2 separate regions of the Homo sapiens genome follow, and region 2 is linked to region 1. Evidence: chromatin loops called from intact Hi-C (ENCODE). Cell type or tissue: heart left ventricle. All regions are shown on one strand.

Region 1 (8,000 bases):
CATTCCAAGGGTTACCCCAGCCTACGTGCAGGCTTGTTTTAAGCCACCAATTCGTGCATAATTTCTAAGTTAGCAAAAGCACACTGATTTCTCAAATCACAGCATGCAGAATGAGAATCAATTCTTTTGAATTATCTCTGCCCGGAAGTTTTGTGGCTGCCTAGAGGTCTTTATGGCAACAATGATAAATGACTATATTAGTCAAAGGTGGAAGAGTTAGTGGTACGCTCAGGCTCTGAGTCGAAAGGCATAGGGAAAAAGTCTTCTCCTGTGAAATATGTCTTCCAGCCTAAAATTCTTCCATACAAATAACTTGGAAGATGGACAGTATTGCATATTTAGTCCCACAAAAGATTCTGGTAAGTTTATTTAGTCGAGCATCTAATTATTGAGATAATGGGATATGGGAGAGTTTTTTTTAGTTTCTGTAAGATTTGGATAATATTGAGATTATCTATTCATTGATTAGAAAGTAGGAGCTTCTCTAAACTACTCTGAATCTTTTATTTACTGATGCTGACAGATTGATTTTTCATAACTGAGTCAAAACTTTAATAGGAAATTTTTTACTTTAAATTTTCAAATTCATAATATTTTCTCTATGTGTTTAAAGAAATTTATATATTAGCTGGTTTTTAAATACCAGTATTATTTATTTCTGCATATTATATTCATTGTTTAGTTTTACTAGAAGTCCATCTATTTCAATAGCTTTTTATAAAAAACACTTATTTTACATTGTTGACTCTATTTATTTATTTATTTAGACAGGGACTTGCTCTGTCTCCCAGCCTGGAGTGCTAGTCTTGAACTCCTGGGCTCAAGTGATCCTCCAACCTCAGGCTCTCAAAGTGTTTGAATTACAGGCATGAGCCACCATGCCTGGCCAAATTGTTGACATTTCTTCTTCTTCATTTTTTTTTTTGCATTTTTATGATGCTTTATTTATTATTTTGTTTTAATTTCTTCTATCATTCTTTTTTATAAAAACAATAAATAAATATATGTATAATTTGAAGTCACAGAATTATAGGCTTTTGATCTGGGAAAGTTTAAATCCACAGAAACAAGCACAGAGATCGGCCCCACATAAGGGCTCAATAAATATTTTTTGAGTTGAATTAAATATTATTGTTTTCCATTCTACATTGTTCATCAATTAATGATCCTGTATTATGCTTCAGATGTAGCAGCACTGTCCAATATAGAATATTTAACTCATTAAATTTCGGTATTCCTTTTTTTCTCAAATATAAATCTTCACAAGTTTCGATGTGCTGCATTTACATGACAGTCATTTTCAAATATTTTTTAGTTTCCATTAAAATTTTCTAGTTTCCATTAAAACCTTCCCCCACAAAGTACTCAAGCTCTTCTACAGTGAAAGCATAAGTCTATAAGCAGTGACTTTTTCTATCAAAAATATTTATTCATTGTGTCTTATGAAATAATGACACAACTGATTTTTGGCATAGGTTCTAAGTTAGCAAAAGTTAACTGATTTCTGAAAACACAGCATGCGGAGGGAAAGATAAATCTTTCAAATTACCCCTGCCCAGCAGTATTGTAGTTGTTCAGCAGTTTTTAGGACCACAATGACAGAAGATTGTTTTAGAAGATCCCAATTTTGGCAATATGATTTCATAAAGTTGGCGGTAAGAATTTGGCATGACACTGTTTATATTCCAGGGCTTATGTGGTTTTTATTTAGAATGAAATTGAGTTCTAAGTGAAGGTTGGAATTGGAAGACTGCTTTCCTCAGTATATTCAAAAACTGTTTTTGCTTTCTTGTTTTTTTTTTAATTTTAAATATTTATGGAGTCTATACTGTGAGTCAGGGATAGGAATAAATATTTTAAATATGAAATCTAATATCATTCTGTATTTTAACATACCTCATCTTCATTTAAATTATGTAGAAACTAGGGTTTAGAAATGTTAAATTACCTTGACCAAAATCACCCAAGCAATAAGAAATTGAATCAGGGGTTAAAATCCAAGCTAACTTACTCCATAGTAGCCTCTAGTCATAACCTTCTCACAAATGAGTTGCATACAAACTGGTTAATGTTCATATGAAATTATTTAACTTTCAGGTTTTTGAATCAAATTAAGGACTAAGGTCAATTTTTGTCCTAGAAGTATTAATTCACACATTTATCTATTGGCCCATGATTAGGAAAATATGTGTGTAAAAATGAAGAAAAATAATTAAAAAAAATCAAACAGGGTAATGAAAAAAAACAACTGGAAGAAATCAGGAAATAATTCTGCTCGGACTCTGCCATCAAAAGTGTGAGTGATGAGTAAACGTGGATAAGTTGTTTGAGCTCGAGAGTCTCCTTTTTGCAGTGAGAGATGAGAATATGGTTTCTCAGGTTCTTTACAATCTTGATAATCTTTTAGAATCTCAGTTTAGCATCATCCTAGAGAGGTGACTGTAATAGTCTAAGGACAAACACATCCCTCCAAGCACTTTTTGAACCACAGCTACTAATTAGTCATTCTTTTTGATGTAGATATAGAGTTTGTCCTGGAAAGTCATCATAAAAATGTATAATTTGAAGTTGGAATTATAGGCTTTTGATCTGGAAAGGTTTGCATCCACAGGATCAAGCACAGAGATCAGTCCCAAATAAGGGTTCAATAAATATTTTCAGAATTGAATTAAATATTATTGTTTTCCATTCTACAATGTCCATCAATTAATGATCATGCATTATGCTTCAGGGGTAGCAGCCCCATCTCATCATCTGAGTTGTTAATCCTTCAAGGCATGAGTCATTTCTTCTAGTCCTTTTCTTATCAACTAACAAGATGAGGGCAAGGAAAGCATTCTCATTGTTTAATTTAATCCAATGGGTAAAACACCCTTCCTTTTTGGATTTGTTGAAAGCAACTCCATTTAGGTAAAATGACACCTGTCAAGTTCCTTGATGGTTTCACATTTCCTGATACAATTACAGAAAGGCACACAATGCTGGTCCTAAGTACTTCAGTGGCATGAACAGTATAGCTATAATTAGTGACTTTTGCCTGGTGTTAACAAATGCTAGAGGGCATCTCAATCTCTGTAGATGAGTTCTCCAGGATTTAATTTGCTCTCTCCTTCATTCTTTGTAGAACTGTGTTATTCCTAATATACCTGGTGCTTGCTTCAGGCAGGGGTCAAAACATGCAGCTGTCAATTATTTAATATTCATGACATTTTAAACAAATGAACTGTGCAAGAAGCCTGTAGTATTAAAGGATATTGAAGCCAGTTCATTTATGGAATAGATAGCTTAAATTTTTTAAAATAATAGTATGAAGAACTCAGAGACCCAAGAAATTTTGTTCTTAAATCTAAAAATCTGTCTTCTCTATTTGCTTGTAATTATCGAGAGAGAATGAAGCAAGTATTATCTGGGTTTTGGTTTCTATTCTCTGTTATCTCAGTATATCAATTTTGCACATCACTGCAGGTTTCAACTTTTCATCTTTAAAATGGATAATTGAAAGAGCTGATTTCTAAGACTCCTCTAGTTTTAAAAGTCTAGGCTTTGATGGTGATTATGGAAATTTTTATCAAATACAGACTCACTTTTCTTTAAAATAGATTTCTGGGAGAAATTCTAATTTTTGCTTTATTATATGTGTGTACTATAGCGAGAAGGATATTACATAACTTTTAAAATTCTATAATTTCTGTTCCTTGAAAAGTTTGAAAACAATTTTCTTGGCTATGCCAGTGACATGTGATACATAAAAACGTTTTGGAATGAATCCCTGGAAATAAGTTATGCAACTCAGAAAGTTACTGTAGTTTTTTCCAACCATCAGGTTACATTTCGGTGCCCTAAAACAGAAATTTACTGAGTATCCTGGTTAATATGGCTTCCTGAAATGACTTTTATGTCTCTGGAGAAGCTGGCTCCTTAAAATATACTACAGTCAATTTTTAAGTTAATTCTGAAGATTGGGCTAATGGCTTAGCTAATGGTCATTGCTCATTTAAGCTAAAGTCAGCATCCCTTAGAGACTAGACCTGTGATTTCACTTTTACTTATCTTAGCAATTATCCTGTTGACATCCTGATGGACAGGCAATGTACATGGTATAAAGTTATATGGATATGATAGTGAGCTTCCTTTTAAGTCTATCTGTTGCATTATGACAATTTTTAAGTAATAACAATGACATATATGTAGATATACCACAGGACTACACTTTGCGTAGAGTATGGCAAGTCACCAACTCTTATGAATAACATTTATTTAATTTCATATGGAAAGTAATAAATATTTTAACAGCTTTACTGAGGTAAAATGGACATATAATAAACTTCATATGTACAATTTAACAATTTTGGCAGATGTATGCACCTGTGAAACTATTACCACAATTCAGATCCTGAACTTATTGTTAGCTCCCAAAGTTTCCTTATGCCCTTTTTGAATCACTTCCTCTTGTACCTCCCAATCTCTTTCCCTAGCCAATACTGAGATGTTGTATGTCACCACAGTTTGTACTTTCTATTATTTTATATAAACTAAATTGTATAGTATGTACTTGTTTGTGAATTTTTTTCACTCAGCATAATTATTTTGAGATTCACTGGTGTTATTGTGTGTAGCAACAGTTCACTTCTTTTCGCTGTTGAGTAGTATTTTATTGTATGAATATACTACAATTTGTTTATCCATTTCTCTGTTCATGAATATTTGTGTTATTTCCAGTTTTTGGCTATTACAAATAGAGCTCCTATGAACATTTGCATATAAGTCTTTGCACATTATACACACACACAAACACAAACACACATATATGTATTTTCTTTTCTCTTGGTTGGTTAAATAACTGTAAATGCTCAAGTGAATTATCAGTTCTAATAATTTTTTTGTAGATTCTGTCAGGTTTTCTATATAGAAAATATCATCATCGTGGCCAGGTGTGGTGGCTCATAACTAATCCCAGCACTTTGGGAGTCTGAGGAGGGTGGATTGCTTGAGGCCAGGAGTTTGAGACCAGCCTGGCCAACATGACGAAACCTAGTATCTACTAAAAATATAAAAAATAGCCAGGCTTGGTGGCAGGTGCCTGTAATCCCAGCTACTCGGATGGCTGAGTCAGGAAAATCGCTTGAACCCCAGAGGCAGACATTGCAGTGAGTCGATATCATACCACTACACTCCAGCCAGGGAGAAAGAGCAAGCCCCTATCCCAAAACAAAACAAAAAAGAAAAAGAAAGAAAGAAAGAAAGAAAAAGAAAAGAAAATATCATCATCTGAGAATAAAGATTATTTTACTTCTTCATTCATAATCTGAAAGTATTTCTTTTCTTTTATTGCCTGATTGCACTGGCTGGACATCTAGTACAATGTTGAATAGAACTAGTAAGAGCAGACATCCTTATCTTGTTTCTGATCCTGGGAAAAGTCATTTAGAATTTCACCATTAAGTATTATGTTATCTAGCTGTAAGTTGTCATAGATGTCCTTTATCAGGTAAGGTTTCTTTGTGTTACTAATTTGCTGAGAATTTTTATCAGGAATGAATGTCAAACTTTGTTAAATGCTTTTGCTGCATTGATTGAGATGATCATGAGTTTTTCTTTTACAGCTTGCTATATTTGCTACCTTGATTAATTTCCAAATGTTAAACTGATCTTTCATTTTTGACATAAATCCTACTTGGTCATGATGTATTATCCTTTTAATATATTGCTGCTTTATTTAGCAATAATATATTTCTTAGAAATATTCAATAATTATATACTTTGGATGTAGTCATAAGCATTTATTAAGAGCATGGGCTTAAGTGGATTTGGTCAGAACACCAGCCTTGGTTAAGTTACTTGAGCTTTCTTTCTATCTTTTATCTTTCAGTTTGCTTAACTGTCAAATGTCAACAAGAACAACAGCTTAGCTATTTCATAGGGAGTTTCTGGTACAAAATAAAGTAATGCATTTGGGATTGTAGTATAATACCTGGTACATAGCACATGCTAGACACGGTTAAATAGCATTAATATATTTTCAGTGGCTGTAGTAAGTCCAGACCATTAATGTGCAGCAAGTCATCAGTGGTGGGAAAATATGAGGGGAAAGGGTTTTGAAATAATTATGAGAGTGAGTTATTGAGACAGTTGGAGGAATTTCTAAAAGCCAGTAAGAGACAATGAGAGGTTGCATTAAAGATAGACATGCTGGTTTGAAGTTGGTAAAAGGGAAAGGTTCTAGACATTCTACAGGTGAAAAGTTGAGTGTCTTAGAGTATATCTGTCTAGGTACATATAAAGGGACTTTTATAGAAAAGCTATCAAAGGGCCAGCTAGATACTTAGAGGAAGTTAATAATACCAAGGTCAGGATTCCAATTCCAAAACCTCCATCTAGTCTTTTAGGATGCAGTTTTTAACAATCCCTAACTCTTAAAGAGCTTCAAATAATTTTATTCCCTGGACTCTTTTGAAGTGGAAGGAACTCTTTCTAACTCATTCTACAAGACCAGCATAACTCTGATACCAAAACCAGACAGACAAAAAAAAAGAAAGAAAGAAAAAAAGGAAAACTACAGGCCAGTATATCTAACATAAACACAAAAATACTTAACAAAATATTAGCAACTGAATCCAAAAATGCATTAAAAAAGATAATATACCATTATCACATGAGATTTATTCCAGGAATGCAAGGATGTTTCCACATATGAAATCAATAAATGTGATATATTACATCAACAGAATTAATGACAAAAACTATATGATCATCTGAATAGATGCAGAAAAAGCATTAGATAAAAGTCAGCATCCCTTCATGATAAAAACTCTCAATAAATTGGGTATAGAAGGAATGTACCTCAACACAGTAAAGGTCATATATGACAAACCCACAGCAAACATAATACTAAATGGAGAAAAGCTGAGATCTTTTCCTTTAAGAACTGGAACATGACAAAGATGTCCACTCTCACAACTCTTATTCAACATAGTCTTGGAAGCCCTAGCCAGGGCAGTTCGGCAAGAGGAAGAAATAAAAGGTATCCAGACTGGAAAGGAGGAAGTCAAATTGTGCCTGTTTGCAAATAACATGATCTTGTATATAGAAAAACTTAAAGAGTCAACCAAAAACGCTTAGAACTGATAAATTTAGTAAACGCAGGATACAAAATCAACATAAAAAATCAGTAGCATTTCTATACACAAGAAACAAACTAGCTGAAAAAGCTACCAAGAAGGCAATCCCATTTATATTACCTATAATAATAAAAAAAATCCTAGGAATAAATTTAACCAAGGAGATGGAACACCTCTACAAGCAAAACTACAAAACACTGGTGAATAAACTAAAGACAATATAAACAAAAGACATTCCATGCTCATGAATCAGAAGAACTGATATTGTGAAAATGACAATACTATCCAAAGCAATCTACATAGCCAATGCAATACTTATCAAAATACCAATGACATTCTTCACTGAAATAGAAAATTGTGTGTGTGTGTGTTGGAGTCCTGTTCTGTCACCCAGGCTGGAGTGCAGTGGCATGATCTCGGCTCATTGCAACCTCTGCCTTCCGGGTTCAAGCGATTCTCCTGCCTCAGACTTCCGAGTAGCGGGGACTACAGGAGCCTGCTACCACACCAGCTAATTTTTTGTCTCCATTTTTAGTAGAGACAAGGTTTCACTGTGTTAGCCAGGATGGTCTCAAACTCCTCATTTCGCCCGCCTCAGCCTACCAAAGTGCTGGGATTACAGGCGTGAGCCACCGTGCCCCGCCTAAATTGTTAAAATTTGTGTGAAAGCACAAAAGACCCCAAATAGCTGGAGCAATCCTGAGCAAAAAGGACAGAGCTGCATGCATTAAACTACCAGACTTCAAAATATACTACATAGCTATAGCAAGCAAAAAAAAAAAAAAAAAAAAAAACCACCACCAAAAAAACATGGAATGGAACTAGCATAAAAACAGACACATAGACTAATAGAACAAAGTAGAGAAACCAGCCAACTAATTT
Region 2 (8,000 bases), 63 kb before region 1:
GCCCACAATGACTCTAAATCTTACAAACTATTATCTTGAACTAAACGGTCTAGAATAATTAGTGTTCTTATTCCCTTTCCACTATACTCCATTGCTTAATGCAAAATGGAGAATGTGCCATCTAAAATGAAAGACGGCATTTGAACAGATCAGTCTTTAAACCTAGAACACACTCATAGCCTATGAAAAAAGCAACAAGAACGTTGATACAACCATTGAGGCAAACACGAAATTCTGGCCATTAATAGGTTAGATTAATGACTGATGCCCGTACTTTAAACACTTCAGTGTTGTGTTATAAAGCATAGTGACAACAAATATTTGGAAAGGTCTTTTAAAGTCTAAAACAAAAAGTTATTTTTTATACGTAGTTCTTTCTGTCTTACAATTCAGTTACTCATACATTTGTTAGATTATTCAGTGTTTGTTATTCAGAAGAAACAATCCAATTTAATCTTAACCTAATAAGTTTTTCCTCTTATACATTTTTACATGAAAAAATACTAAAATCACAATTCTGAGGAATTTCTTTTTAATCAAACACTATATGCTTAAACCACAGTAAGGAAATTAGAACCTTTCTTATTCTATTTAATATGATACTACTAAATTTATAAGAACTCTTTTCCTCAACTTTTCTTTATACTAACAATCATAATTTGAAAAATGTATCTCAACCCCACAGTGAACTAATATCCATGCTTATTCCACATAGGTACTGCCAGTGGTCCCTGTGGTATCCTTTCAACAATGACAAACTCCTCAGGGTTGCCAAATGCCTGATAGAAAACCAGTAAATCATGTACTGCATCCTCCTCAGTTTGAATCAGAGCCAGGGTTTTTTCTCAACTTCAAATAAAGCTGCTTCCTTTTGTAGTTCTTCTACAATATATGTGAAAGTGACTGGGGCTACCATGGAAAGAGCAGTCATTTAAGAAGATAGCGAGGGATTGGGACTGTCCAGAGATGGTAAATCTGAAATGTGGCTACTTTCTGCTCCTGGGGTACTGTGGGTAGAGCATCTCACAACTTTTGGAGCCTAAGAATTTTTAATTTCTTTAAAACAAACTTTTTTGACATGATTTCCTGAACTATGGCCAGTAACAGGCTTTTTTGCCCATATATTTATGTGAATTTCCATACATATACTGGTTTGGGGGCTTTTGAAGGGGTGGTTAAAACGGTTTCCATGCAATTAATTTCTGAATTGTTTTCTTTGGTAGTTGATACAATCATTTTTCACTGCTTCTGAGAAAGTTTAACTCTACAAGATATCATTTTGCCTAAATTTGACTTTGGTATAGCTCCACATTTTGTCTGCTTTCTTCTGTTTTTATGATGGTTCTGAGAGCCACAACACAACAGGAAGCCATGCAAAAGTGGGTAGTCCTAGAGATTTACAGTCTCCTGATTTCACAATGGGATTCCATACAGATAAGATTGCTGGGAAAGTTAAACCTTATGTTAATAGTACATCTCTTACGTATTCTAGGGAACATTTAAAACCACGGGAAAATCACCAATATTTAAAATATCTGCTACACAGCCCATTTCCAGTAACAGGATTGATACTACCAACTCTTGTAGTTGGTTTGCAGGCTCTTTCAGTCCTGAGATAATTACTTCAGTATGCTGGTTCATCCTCCTCTCACCTGCAAATGATGATGATTATTTCTATCCTTGCTTTTGTTAACATTGATACTATGTGCACGACATGAAAGAAAATCACAGTTAAATAAAACGTACAAATAAATGATATTACTAGAAAGGTCCTGCCACTGGTCATATCTGTGCCACCATTCTGCACAAGTCTGGAGGTTTTTCTTCTCGCTGATCATTCCTCTTGTCTAAATTTCCATTTTACCTGCACTTGTCTCCATTACTACTTCTCCCTAACTAACTTTGGGTGAATTTGACTAGAGATATAACCAGATTCCATAATTTCACTTTTGAATAATTTCCTGGTATCCTGACCAATCACAATTCTACAGCGGGTAATTATTGAATACTGGAATTGCTACTTGTCTCTTCACTTGATCTAGTACTCTTGAGATTTTACATCATCTCCTAATAACCTACTTTATTGGTCCATTCTTGTCTGTCTCTCTCTCTCTTTTGCCAGACATCATGATTCCTGACTTTGTTGTACTCCAGGATCCTAATTTTATGTTCAGCCTGACACCCTTTGTATATATTCTCTTTCTTCTGTTCTGTTTGTGTTCAGCACAGGACAACTCAGATATAACATCAAGTTCGTTAAATAGTCACGTTTGCTTGTTCCCATCAGCTCAGCTTCTGATTTCCCTTCCAGTTTCCTTTAGCTACTCCACATCTTAATAGACACTGAGCCATTCATTTGGTCTCTGGGGAGGTGGTACAAATACACTATGCCCTCTCTCCTAAGGCCTGGGTCAGGTTACGGCATCATATCAATGGGAACTGTGGTCATGGATTCTAGGGGATTTCTAACAGTTAATGGGCCCAATTTGAGAAACGAAGGATAACCCAGAGTACATAAGACGTTTTGTCTTCCAAAATTCATACCAAGGGATGATAGAGGTTTGCTAGTAACTGACGTGATATACTTCAATTTTTTTTCTGCCACTTGCTACTTCCCCCTCACTTATATTCTTCTTCCCTCAACTACAAAGTTATCAAACTATTGCTCTTCTCTTTACTATGAAACTTGTTTTCAAGATTAGTCACCACCTAAATCTCTGGTTCATTATCTCTCATCCACTGGTCCTCTTGGATTTTGCTTTTTCCTTTCTCTCCTAAAATTAAACTGTTCATTGTACTGGTAATCCTCAAATTGCCAAATCCAACAAGGCTCTTTATTTCTCATACTATTGGGATTGTGACATTTGCAATGTTGAGTACACACTCCATAAAATGCTCTTCTGTCCTGGTTTTTATGCCCAACACCCTTTTGTCTCCTTTATTTCAGACTGATCATTTTCTATCACACTGAGCATTCTCATCTGTCTCTCCCTGGAACTTCTCAACTCCTTTTAAACTACGCAAAATTTAAGTTCCAGTTTTGTTGCTTTGCTTGTCATCAAATTTTCACCCCTTCTCTTTCCTATACCCAGACCTGTATTTCCAGGTGCTGTCAATTTTCCATGGCCCTGTTCCACGGGTATATCTGACACAATACAAATGAGACTTAACTTTTCACCAAATCGCTTTCTTTTTCTCTATTTTTAGCTCTATGTTTCATTCAGCGGTCCCAACTAAAGTTTTTATAGTTCTTTACCACCACTCAATTTCTGCTGATCCTACCCCTCCCATAGATGCCTCATCCTTCACTCTTCTATCATCTACAACCTCACTGGCATTTTTATTTAAGTCTCTCATCATCTCTCAGTCTGACTCCAAACATCCCAAACAAGTTTATTTTACCACTTCCCTGGCCATCTCTTGAAATATGTGCCCCGGTATATTCTTTTTTCACCACTCTTAGATCATATGAACATATCATGCTTTTGTTCCCTTTCCTTTTCTCATGCACATGTCTCTGCCAAAATGCCGTTTTTTTTTCTCCTGGTCATGCATTTCGTTTGTATAGTCTTCTGATTCTTATTTCTTCCTGGATTATTCCTACCTCCAATTTACTTCAAATAAATCTGTCAACCTGCGAAGTAATCACAACTTGTTGCTGTGTGTTTTTGACACTTGCACCAGGTGCAAACTAAAGTGAAGCCCATCTTCTGTTTTGCCCCAGAGCTGCTACTAATCTGTGACAGAAAGGTCTCCCAGACTTTTCTAATGGGAGAAACTGACTTCTTAGTAGAAAGGATTTTAGTTTTTCTCTCACTTTTAATTCTAGGATATTGTTGGAACCCAGGTGTACTTGAAATGTACTAATTGAGTCCAAGAAGTGGGGAAAGGCAAACCTGAAGAAGCCAACAGAGCCGCATAGGCTCTGTGATGTAGGCTGGAGCCACTTGGATTTATTTATACCCATTTAAAAATCTTCTTGTATTATGATAGTTGGCTTTTAGGAGATCAAAGGAGCCAGTGCAGAAATGTTGTTTTCCTGACTGTGCAGCACACAAACATCATTTAAATGTCCCCTCAACATGTGCTCACATCTAAAGCCCATCAGAGCATCATGCAGCAATGGGAGCTGGCACCGTGCCCGCATTGTTAGTCTTGCTCCATTATGATGGAAATAACAGGCAAGACAGAGACAGAAAGCAGGATGGGGGGGGGGGGGGAGTCGCAGGGGTTTAGATATAGCTCCTTGGTGGGGATGGGGGATGGGGGAGTAGGGAGTGGATGCAGACATAGTCCTGATAATGTGATGTTTGAATTTTTATTTTTTCTGTTGAAAAAGCAGATGGATGTGAGAATGGCTTCATAATCTCCATGGTTGGGGGTGATTTTTCAAACTCCTGCTTTAGTGTCTTTGGAGATAGAGCCCAGTGGCCACGTGAGGTCTGAATGTTGAGATTAATCCCGCATGTTTAGAAGATGGAAGTGGCAAAACAGACTATAGATATATCAGGGCAGTTCAAATGCCAGAGTCCAAAAAGCATATGATGCCAGCAAGCAGTAAAATTTCTATTCAGTCTTCTTCTAGAACCCAGTTTGCTTTCAGCATATTGTGAGTGCACTTCATGGGATGGTTTTCATAGCATTCATTTATCAAGTACATATTAATATTCAAAGAACTTTTATATTTACTCATTCATTTGGAACGTATCTCTCTCCTGCGATGTTATAAAGTTTCAAAGCTGGAAATTCCTCAGAGATCATCTCTCCAATGCTCACATATACTAAAATCCAAAGGGATCTTAGTTTGCCTAAAATCTTATACACAGCTAGTAATATTGGGTCCCACGCCTGTTGGATTTTCACTCCAGAGCTTTTTACACGACCCAGTGCAACCACCTAGCCAAGAATTTATTTATGATTTTTCATAAGATGATAATTGTTTGAGAGCATGTGTTTATAGGGTATAAGGGGAGATTCGGAAATTGTGCCACCTGCAATTGGGAAGGAGCCCTGTGGAAACATGTGAGGCATTTACGTCTGTGGTGGGGTATGAGTGTCCAGTGCAAGTGGAATGCTATTAAAAGAAACATGCCTACAATGTTTCCTGTGAAATAAACATTTCACAATGTTTATTTTTAGTATTACACAATGGGGGTAGCTTTCTATCTTTGCCACTTTTTCTTCTCTGCCCTTAATTTTGGAAAAGAAAATCATGTACAGAAATATGAAAGTAAGAAAGAGGAACACTCCTGGTATTGATTCTTGCCCTCTCCATTGGCCTTTACTGCTATAATTCCCCACACAGACAAGACATATCTTCCCTAGGGTCATTCTGGAGGTGGCAAATAGATTATTGGTCTTAAGTACCTGTTCACGAAAATATTCTTTGACCATTCCTCAGACTTCCTATAGAATATTTTAAAAGAAGAAAAACTTAGATTTCTGAAGTTAGTGGTGGCAGTTGATGATACAATATCTCAGCAGATATCTTTCTTTAAAATTCTCTCATCCAAATAGTCTCCCAAACCTAGCAGAGAGTTACACTGGGCACCTGTTAGGTACTTAACACCTCTCATTGAACACAGCTTCCTCTTTTGAAATGCTTTTTATTTCCTACTTGTCTAAATGTGCTTATTCTTTAAAATCTAATCAATGTCACAACTTTTTTTTTTTTTTTTTTTTTTTTTTGAGATGGAGTCTCGCTCTGTCGCCCAGGCTGGAGTGCACTGGCATGATCTAGGCTCACTGCAAGCTCCGTCTACCGAGTTCACGCCATTCTCCTGCCTTAGCCTCCTGAGTAGCTGGGACTACAGGCACCCACCACTACGCCCGGCTAATTTTTTTTGTATTTTTAGTAGGGACGGGGTTTCCCCGTGTTAGCCAGGATGGTCTCGATCTCGATCTGACCTCGTAATCCACCCGCCTCGGCCGCCCAAAGGGCTGGGATTACAGGCGTGAGCCACCGCGCCTGGCCAATATCACATCTAAGAAACATTTACTGAATAAAAAACAATGGATTATCTGGATATCTATAGCCTCAAGGTCATGACTACAAGCCTAATATGTAAGAATAGAGTATGATTTCTCTATTTTTTCCTTTCTAGTTGTGTCATGGAATTTAGTTAGAGGCCCATTAGAATTCTTGGAAATTAAATTTTTTCAATCTTCAAAATATTGCACCAGAAGCTTAGGAAATTGCCAAGGAATAGTTTTGTGATTTTGCCTATCTGGAAGTTGTGGTGAATAATCAACCTGTTACCTCCAGGAAAATGACCCTAGAGTACGCTCTCTGTGGGGGCCTTACCTCAGTGAAGTCCAAAGGAAATTCTCAATATGTTCTCATTGTCTTATGTCTTGCAGTACATTTAGTATATAAATGGACCCAAAATAAAAGTATTCTGTAAATATTTGCTCATTGACTTTAATTTCTCAATTCCCAACATTGATATGATAGATTATAACTATAGCCAATAATATAATTCCCTCTGTTGTACATTATTAGAAGTCAAGAGACTAAAGTTCTTGTCCAAAGTCTGACATGTTATGGATATATAAAATTGCACAAAACTATTTACCTAAGAATAAGTTCATTTTAATTTATTCCAAAAATAATTAAGTTTTGCTCTACTCACCTTCAGAAGCTTTAGTGAAAAAAGTCTTAAATAAAATGGCCTTGATTTTCCTAGGCTTTATAATTTATTTCAAATACTATCATTGTAATATTACCATTAGTGCTTATTATATCTTTTGGATCATCATCTTTAGTTTAATATTTTATGCTATTCTACTCCATTTCTATCATTTTTTCTTACATCTCATTTAAGTTTCATACATGTTAATTGCAGACAAGTATATATGACATCTTTTGCTTTGTTTCATCTGCTGCCAGGATAGGTCAGAACTCTCAACAAATGTTATTACTTGCTTGTATTTGAATCTATCATCAGATGTGACTGGGGACAGAGCTACTGGCTTCTTATGTGAAAATAAGAGTTGTAGAATAAGTAAGTCATTCAAATTTTCAGTTGACTCTTATGTAATGGGGGGAAAAAAGACGAGTAGTTTGTATAACCATGGAAGTCAATATTGTGTGAGGAAGGTAGAGAAAAGGCTTGGTATGTGTTTGGGGAATCCATCTGCAATCATTGCCTCCCCATCCAGAGGTCAGAATAAGCGATTATGGAAGTGACAGCCTTGCCATCACTATTTATTCACCTCAATGATACTCACAATTATCAGGAGAGACAGGCAGAGGAGAAAGCACTCTGAATGCGAGACACAGTAAAGCAGCTTTCAGCGGAGTGGGGCTTCCCAATAAGTCAAACCTTTTCTTCTCTGCCTGAAAGGGTCACAGGCTGAACTGGCTATGCTGATTGTCTGGTTGACAGCCCCAGTTGACCGGCAAATGAGTCAAATTTTTGTGCAGCTTTGTGACCACAGATGCCTTACACACCCTCCTTGTCAACCTCAGACTCAGCTGCCAGTTCAGAGAGCTGGAGGAGCATAACTATATTGGTGCCTCTCCAGACCCCAAGGCCTCATTTCCTGCTACGCTCTCTCACCTCCTCTACCAGGCAAACAAAAATGTTAATGGTTAACAACGTTTAGCTTGCTTGCTCTGCTAAAGAATGGGGGTAGGGGATGCATATATTTTAATCCAGAAACCAGTATCTTCTGTGTCATAAAGATAAGGCGATGTAGCTAGTATGAGAAAGCATCAGCATGATAGTGTACCTCTAGACTTGAAAGCCAGACTTGAGATTTACATTGTAGCTTTAAAACTAGCTCATAATGTGATATTGGGAAAATCTAACTCCTGTTATCCTTAGTTATTTTCTTTGTTGAAAATGACATTTAAGGACAAATACTCTCTAATTTCCCTATGATCTCACCAAAAAATCCTTTAAGGTTTAAAAACAGAATTTTTGCACAACGAATTTCTATGGAAGAAATGGTTTCAATGAAGGAATTTAAAGATAAATTTCTAGAAACTATAATCT

The links. A loop is a pair of places that touch in the nucleus more often than their neighbours do. Peaks named below come from ENCODE experiments on the same cell type or tissue, not always from the same donor. Only the 100,000 strongest peaks of a DNase experiment are listed, where the experiment ranks them.
Region 2: a loop joins it to region 1, with 3 times the contacts of the local background. A loop is called at or near these places in 1 of 110 quality-filtered maps.

What each region holds. Positions count from the first base shown.
Region 1 is chr18:43,970,252-43,978,251 of GRCh38, reverse strand. No RefSeq gene overlaps it. Among named protein-coding and RNA genes, the nearest start is that of LINC01478, 560 kb to the left of the region's middle. In heart left ventricle, no CTCF peak of the experiment used is centred here; no DNase peak of the experiment used is centred here.
Region 2 is chr18:44,032,836-44,040,835 of GRCh38, reverse strand. It overlaps the pseudogene IBTKP1. Among named protein-coding and RNA genes, the nearest start is that of LINC01478, 490 kb to the left of the region's middle. In heart left ventricle, no CTCF peak of the experiment used is centred here; a DNase peak (open chromatin) is centred at 4,145.